3 separate regions of the Mus musculus genome follow, and all the other regions are linked to region 1. Evidence: chromatin loops called from intact Hi-C (ENCODE). Cell type or tissue: heart. All regions are shown on one strand.

Region 1 (2,500 bases):
GTCTACCCAAACAAAACTGCCGGGAATAGATTAAACTTTACTGACATGGGACAGTCTTGGCATATTTTACCTCTGTTTTGGACATCTAACCTGAGTCCTCACAAAGAAACCATCAACTAATTTAATACAAGACAGAAATAAAAGCAAACGAGAAATGGGGATGTCTGCTTTGTGGAATGGCCCCAATAAGCCTTTCTTTCATGAGAAAGAATGGGGTCGGGGTGGGGAGGAGGGAATGAAGTTTTTCTGCAGGATTTAAATGTGGTCTTTAAGAGACACCGCATGCAAAGAATAGCTGGGGCTTGCTAGCCAATGAAAACATTCAGATTCCAATGACGCATCCTTTTTTCTCCACCCCCTTCCAAGACCCGGATTCGGAAACCCCGCCTAACGCTCTAGTTTTCAACCAGGTCCGCAGAAGGCCTATTTAAAGGGACGATTGCTGTCTCCCTGCTGTCATAACCATGTCTGGACGTGGTAAGGGTGGTAAAGGCCTTGGGAAAGGCGGCGCTAAGCGCCACCGTAAGGTTCTCCGTGATAACATCCAGGGCATTACCAAGCCCGCCATCCGCCGCCTGGCCCGGCGCGGGGGAGTGAAGCGCATCTCCGGCCTCATCTACGAGGAGACCCGCGGTGTGCTGAAGGTGTTCCTGGAGAACGTGATCCGCGACGCCGTCACCTACACGGAGCACGCCAAGCGCAAGACCGTCACCGCCATGGACGTGGTCTACGCGCTCAAGCGCCAGGGCCGCACTCTCTACGGATTCGGCGGTTAATCGACTAACAAACGATTTCCACTGTCAACAAAAGGCCCTTTTCAGGGCCACCCACAAATTCCTAGGAGTTGTTCACTTACCGAAGCTTTAATCGAGCCTGCTAGGTAGTTTAAGTGTTATTCTGTCCTATACTTATGTGGTGGGTAGTAATTATGCCATGCAGCCGAATATACCCTGTAGGTTTAACTGGGTAATATAACAAGCCCATAATTTTGAACTGTCAGAAGTTAATACTGAACGAACTGTTTTAGAATTATTTGAAGGTTTTCCACTGATCGTGTCACTTCTCAATCCACTTTTGATACCGGTCATTTAAGAGCTTATTCCCTTCTGGAGCCATCTAGAAGCTCAGGAGAGAGCAGGAACCATTGTATCTAAGCAAGGCAAAGGCTGATTACTACAGAAACTGAAGACGCTTAGCTGTTATTAATTGTATACCATTAATAAGGCCTAAGTACACATAATCTATATTAGGGACCACCTAATGGTATGTTTATATACAGTTTAGTTGTGCAGTGGCTTGATAATTTAAATTCTTGTGGGTGTGCCATGTTTGCCATCTGCCACAAGAGGGCGGCGTTATTTCCAGGAAGTTGGAGTCAGAAGCTGTTGTGAGCCAGCTGTTGTGTATTCTGATATACAAACTTCTTTTAAAGCATTAAGTGTTCTTGACTGAACAATCTCTCAAGCCACCTTACTATGATCTTTTGTCATTCCTCATACCAATGCCTAAAATAGTTTAATGTGAATTTAATATTTGTGGCACTCCATAAAACTTGATCACTTTAAAAGATGAGTTATTTTTGTTTTTTGTTTGTTTTGTTTATGTTCTTCAGCCCAGACTTCCCCAGTGCTTTTTTTTGTTATGTTGGGGCATTGAACTCAAACCCTAACATTTTCATAAAGAAGTCCTTAATTTTTAATATGGTTTTTGTCATTCTCCTGAAGCCTACATGCTATTCTCATAAAATACATAAAACATTTCAAAAATAACTGTTAGATCAATAGTATTGAACTATTTTCTAAAAGTAGAACAAAATTAGATCTTTGTTGACACATCGCACAACTGCAAAAACTTTAGGGTTTTGTTGTTGTTGTTGTTGTTGTTGTTGTTCTGTTTTTTTGCTAACTGCTTGCTTTATTTTTTTATCCATCACTGAGGAAATCCTAAAAATACAACTCAAGAAAAATAAATATAACCTCTAGCTTAAGCACTGAATATCTGGGTTCATAGTGGTCCTTTGAAAGCCTGGATGCCAGTTACTGCTGTTTGAAAGAGTAAGTTCAGTATTTTTTCAGAGTGGAAGCTCCTACTGGCGTTATCTCTATCTCCTTTGATATGAGGGTGTTTCTAGAATGAAATACATCCATTGTGTATTTCAATGGTGACTTTTATTCTAGAATAAAAGACATTGTGTGTTTCAATGGTGACCTTTATTCTGGCGTAAAGCCACAAATACACAACCAAATTTGGAAATATTCTACACATAGGGACCCTAGGATTCTACTCTAGGGTTTCAACGACAGGTCGACCTGAAGTAACTGCCCACCTTAACTTTGGTTCAAAGTGTTTGGCCATTTTAAGAAGTATGTAAGTGGCTCTTAAAAGAGCCTTTGGGTTTTTGAAAACTGGCTTTGAAACTCACTTCCTCCCTGCTGCCTTCCTCAGATCGGTCTTCTGCATGACCATTTTTGCCTTCCCAGAATTGGGGTTTGCTGCCCTG
Region 2 (2,500 bases), 160 kb after region 1:
AATACAGATCATCCTGATCTACAAAGAAAGTTGCAGACCAGCCTAAGCTATGAGTCCACTTAAAAAGAGGGTGGGGGAGGTCTATTAGTGGGTAGGGAGGAGACTAAGCACGCTATAAAGTGAATGGTAAATCCCTGTAACCCTTTCAAGACTGGAAGATCAGTTAATTTTTCTGAGTTACAATATTAGTGGTTCTGTCCTTCAGAAAGTTCACAATTCCAAAGTAAACATCTGCAACTAATAATTTTATTTTTAAATTCGGTAAATGCCCAAATTACTGTAACCATGCAAAGTTTTCCAATCTTTATGCTTTGCTAACTAAGAGTACAATTTCCATGAAAAAGGGTAAAGATATCACTTACCAAAATATTGCTTGCTTATAATAGATCGGTGTGATGAAAGGAGACCTAGCACTTTCACAAATGAAACTGATTAATACCCACAAGTTGGAAAAAGCGCTACAGTTCTTTTTTTGGAAGATGGGTGGCTCTAAGAAGAGCCTTTAAAGTGGTTGTGTGGATTAACAGAAACCCTTAAGCCCTCTCCCCGCGGATGCGACGGGCCAGCTGGATGTCCTTGGGCATGATGGTGACACGCTTGGCGTGGATGGCGCACAGGTTGGTGTCCTCAAACAGACCCACGAGGTAGGCCTCACAGGCCTCCTGCAGAGCCATGACGGCCGAGCTCTGGAAGCGCAGGTCGGTCTTGAAGTCCTGCGCGATCTCGCGCACCAGGCGCTGGAACGGCAGCTTGCGGATCAGCAGCTCGGTCGACTTCTGGTAGCGCCGGATCTCGCGCAGCGCCACAGTGCCGGGACGGTAGCGGTGAGGCTTCTTCACGCCGCCGGTGGCCGGGGCGCTCTTGCGGGCGGCCTTGGTGGCCAGCTGCTTGCGCGGGGCCTTGCCGCCGGTAGACTTGCGAGCGGTCTGCTTAGTACGAGCCATGGCAAGTAACCGTAGGGAAAAGTGAGATACCTAAGTAGCGCACTTTGGCCTTTAAGTACGCTTGCGTTCGCACACGCGCAACACACGTACCCGCGCTCGTACCCCTCCTTCCCACCGAGAAGCATCCTGATAGGCGTGTCTGCTTTTCAAGTGTCCCGCGCAGTAGTACTATTGGCTGAGGAATTCAAGTGGTGATTGGTTAACTCCTGCACACCCGATTGGTTAACTCCTGCACACAGTCTCCTGCTAGTACAGACTGCTACACTCATGTTTTAGTCTGGCACACCCGAGCTTTCTTAAATTTATGTTTCCATCCTTGTATCGAGTCGCTTAAAGAATTTGAGGCAAAGAAATCTTGAATTTGAAATCTCATGACCCTAGATATCCACAAACCACTCTGGAAAATATGTTCTCTACCCGCCTTTGGTTTTATTTTCCCGCTTCTTGTGCCTAGACTGCACATGATACGTTATTTCTCAGCCGGTGAAATGAGCCAATCCAAACCAGATTTGAATATATCAAAGGGAGGTTTATTGGGAAACTGCTCTTGGGTGAGTTCCCTGGCCCCAAGGTCTGAGACAGGTCAAATCAAGAGGTGGCAACCAAGGAGGAAGAAAAAGAGACCAGGTTTGCTATATGTAAAATATGCACCTAGGTCCTTTTTCCTTGACTCAAGCCGAACTACGTCTTTGCTCCAGGAGTGTTTAAAGTGACACAAAGCAAGCAGTAATGTAACAGGAACCACAGGTCAAGTATCCTGAATCTTGCGACTTTGTAAAGACTTGCCTAACAATTTCCGTAAGACCCTTTGTATTTTCTCCCAACCCCGAATGTCTGCTGCCTCTCCGGAGCAATACGAAGATGTAGAGGACTGCAAGACCAAAAGTTTTGTGCAACGTGTAAATCTATGTTTATGCTACATCCAATATTTCTCTGCGTGAGGAAGACAAAGCAGTTGCCTAAGAATTACCTCAGCCTACCAGAATTATGGTTTTGTGCTTGAAACATTAATATAGGTTTTTCCACAAGCTAAATTAACCATGTTACTAGACTCTTATATGAAGAAGTGGTGGCTCTGAAAAGAGCCTTTGGGTTTTGTTTAAAAAAAAAAAAAAAAAAAAAAAAAAACTTAGCTCACTGGCTTACTTTCCCTTGGGCTTATGGTGGCTCTCGGTCTTCTTGGGCAGCAGCACGGCCTGGATGTTGGGCAGGACGCCGCCCTGCGCGATGGTCACGCGGCCCAACAGCTTGTTGAGCTCCTCGTCGTTGCGGATGGCCAGCTGCAGGTGGCGCGGGATGATGCGCGTCTTCTTGTTGTCGCGGGCCGCGTTGCCCGCCAGCTCCAGGATCTCGGCCGTCAGGTACTCCAGCACGGCCGCCAGGTACACCGGGGCGCCGGCGCCCACGCGCTCCGAGTAGTTGCCCTTGCGGAGCAGCCGGTGCACGCGGCCCACGGGGAACTGCAGGCCGGCCCGGGAGGAGCGGGTCTTGGCCTTGGCGCGAGCCTTGCCACCCTGTTTGCCGCGTCCAGACATTGTAGGTACCTTGCTGTCAGG
Region 3 (2,500 bases), 1.7 Mb after region 1:
CAGTCCTCCCACATCAGTCACTGGTTAAGAAAATGTCCTACAGGCTTGCCTACAGCCCAGTCTTATGGAAGTATATTCTCATTGGAGGCTCCCTCCTCTCCGTTGACTCTAGCTTCTGCTAAGTTAACATAAAACTAGCTAGCACAAATACACAGTGCCAGACACCTCTAGAACCTAGAGAACTTAAGTGATCAAAATGTTCTAACTCCATTTCAAAATATGCCATCCACCAAATCCAACTCCCAAGGTATCTAACTTCTAATGGAAAGAGTGGGTAAGTTGAGCCAGTGAGCAAATGAACAAGGAAAGAACAGTATGCCAAATCCCAGATCTTGGGATAAAAACTGTGATATCAGTGGGGCGCATAGATGACAAGATGTCAAAGAAGACATTGTTCTTAAGATGAGTTTCTGTTGTCAGGACTCAGAAGTCCTTCCAGACAGAGTGAAGGCCCCAATTATAAAAGAGAATAACTATGTGTCCGCCCCACAGTGATCCCAAACACAGGAACCACTGTCCGTCCTTCCTCTCAAAGAGAAGAATCGGGCTTTTCTTCAAAGAAGATGCAGCAGCCATGCTGTAGGGTCCCTTCCAAGATCAGGTAATTAGTGTACTAATAAACTACTAGCGTATTTTGGTCACATTACTCATAAATAGAAAGGGGTTCCTTCCAAGAAGCTAATGAGAAAAGCAACAGGCAGAACCACATTAGAAACAGCTTTAACCGCAGTCATTTGAATCCATAAAGCAGGCTAAGAAGAGCCCTGATGCTTGTCTTTACAGGTTGTACATGGGTACATGCCTAAGTTGTCCACCTGAAAGAAAGGAGCCCTAAACTCACAGATAGACAGGTTGAGAGACTGACTCCACCTTTGGTTGAGTTTCCCCAAGATGTCATTTGAAGGTGTTAGGGTTATCCTGGGGATAGGGCCTTGAACTCAGAGTCATTGTTTGTTCAAGTCTTTTTTTAACCAAGGTTGTGCCTAACCTGGAAGTCTGACTAGAGTTTAGTATAGAAGTTGAAAACCCTAAATGACATATATTCCATCACCAAGTAAGTAAAGGACAAGAGACATTGGAGTCTGCTGGGAAGACTCTGACATATGCAGTTAGACTCTAGCTAATCCAAACTGTGTTATCCTAAATGGCCACAAGATGGAGACATATCTTTTCAACTAATCTTCAACTAAATGGAAAAATCTGACAACTCTTCCCTGGAGCCAACAGTTCCTTTTAGCTCTCCTTTTTGTGATACCCAGACACTGAGCTACAAGATTTGAGACTACACTGCTGGACTTAACCTAGAACATTGAGCAGTTATTTAGATTATTTAGAAATGTGCTTATTGACAAAAAGAGAAGCTGTTCATTACTGAGACTGGATCTATTCCACTTTAAAGGGGTAGGTTTGGCTCGGGGAGACAAATTGAAGTATAACTGATGAAAAAATGTGGTATCCAAGTATCCATTACATTCTTCAGCAATTACCATCCACTTCCTATAGTCGTTACTAATGGCTTACTGAATTAGGAGTCTAAAGACACTCAGTTGAGTTATATGAAATCCTAATAGCATCTGAAAATTCATTGAGCTTCCTGTTCAGTTTATGGATAGTACAGGCATATCCTTCTCAGGAATAGAGTACTATGTTTAATGGTCTAGGGGTAACAACTACCAACTAAAATTAAAGGACAAAAAAAAAAATTACTGTAATGCAAAGTAACTACCCTGTATACCAGTATTCAGATACCAACCTGGCTGTGGTCAAACGCCAAAAACATAAGTTAGCAGTAGACATGCAGCAGCTCTCTTTAAAAATTGTGCGTGGCTCTGAAAAGAGCCTTTGGATTTGGTGTCAGCCTGGAGCGCTCACTTGGAGCTGGTGTACTTGGTGACGGCCTTGGTGCCCTCCGACACCGCGTGCTTGGCCAGCTCCCCGGGCAGCAGCAGGCGCACGGCCGTCTGGATCTCCCGGGACGTGATGGTCGAGCGCTTGTTGTAATGCGCCAGGCGGGACGCCTCGCTCGCGATGCGCTCGAAGATGTCGTTCACGAACGAGTTCATGATGCCCATGGCCTTGGAGGAGATACCGGTGTCGGGGTGCACTTGCTTCAGCACCTTGTAGACGTACACCGAGTAGCTCTCCTTGCGGCTGCGCTTGCGCTTCTTGCCGTCCTTCTTCTGGGCCTTGGTGACGGCCTTCTTGGAGCCCTTCTTCGGGGCGGGAGCGGACTTCGCAGGCTCAGGCATAGTGAAGCAGGACCTCTACGTAGAGCTATACCACAGAAGCTGATCGGCTCTTCCCTTTTAAAGAGGCCTTATTCAAATAAAGCTTAGGAAAGCAAAATGATGATTGGGTGATTGGTTTGATGACGTCATATAGGCTTTGGCCCAATCAAAATACTTGTTGCTATAATCGCTTTCCATTGGTCTAGATGAAAAGAACGCAGCCAATCCCGAACGTTCCTTTTCGCGCCCAGAGAAAACTATAAGGACCAAGC

Evidence for each region. Hi-C counts contacts between places; a loop is a spot of excess contacts. Peaks named below come from ENCODE experiments on the same cell type or tissue, not always from the same donor. Only the 100,000 strongest peaks of a DNase experiment are listed, where the experiment ranks them.
Region 2: a loop joins it to region 1, with 3 times the contacts of the local background. A loop is called at or near these places in 3 of 42 quality-filtered maps.
Region 3: a loop joins it to region 1, with 5 times the contacts of the local background. A loop is called at or near these places in 19 of 42 quality-filtered maps.

Annotation. Positions count from the first base shown.
Region 1 is chr13:23,696,414-23,698,913 of GRCm38, reverse strand. It overlaps H1f6 (H1.6 linker histone, cluster member), which reads right to left. Exons shown (of 1, transcript NM_010377.3): 1 at 2,369-2,500. The coding sequence ends at 2,419. H4c3 (H4 clustered histone 3) reads left to right here and starts at 456. Exons shown (of 1, transcript NM_178208.2): 1 at 456-830. The coding sequence starts at 465. The coding sequence ends at 776. In heart, a CTCF peak has its summit at 1,332 (motif pointing right); DNase peaks (open chromatin) are centred at 413 and 1,333; H3K4me3 peaks cover 1,479 bases; H3K27ac peaks cover 1,663 bases.
Region 2 is chr13:23,533,890-23,536,389 of GRCm38, reverse strand. H2ac10 (H2A clustered histone 10) reads right to left here. Exons shown (of 1, transcript NM_175661.3): 1 at 2,012-2,500. The coding sequence starts at 2,479. The coding sequence ends at 2,087. It overlaps H3c8 (H3 clustered histone 8), which reads right to left and starts at 972. Exons shown (of 1, transcript NM_145073.2): 1 at 481-972. The coding sequence starts at 944. The coding sequence ends at 534. In heart, CTCF peaks have their summits at 1,088 and 2,185; DNase peaks (open chromatin) are centred at 1,119 and 2,199; H3K4me3 peaks cover 2,308 bases; H3K27ac peaks cover 2,207 bases.
Region 3 is chr13:22,042,979-22,045,478 of GRCm38, reverse strand. H2bc11 (H2B clustered histone 11) reads right to left here and starts at 2,281. Exons shown (of 1, transcript NM_178198.3): 1 at 1,821-2,281. The coding sequence starts at 2,249. The coding sequence ends at 1,869. In heart, a CTCF peak has its summit at 1,152 (motif pointing right); a DNase peak (open chromatin) is centred at 2,448; H3K4me3 peaks cover 1,399 bases; H3K27ac peaks cover 1,125 bases.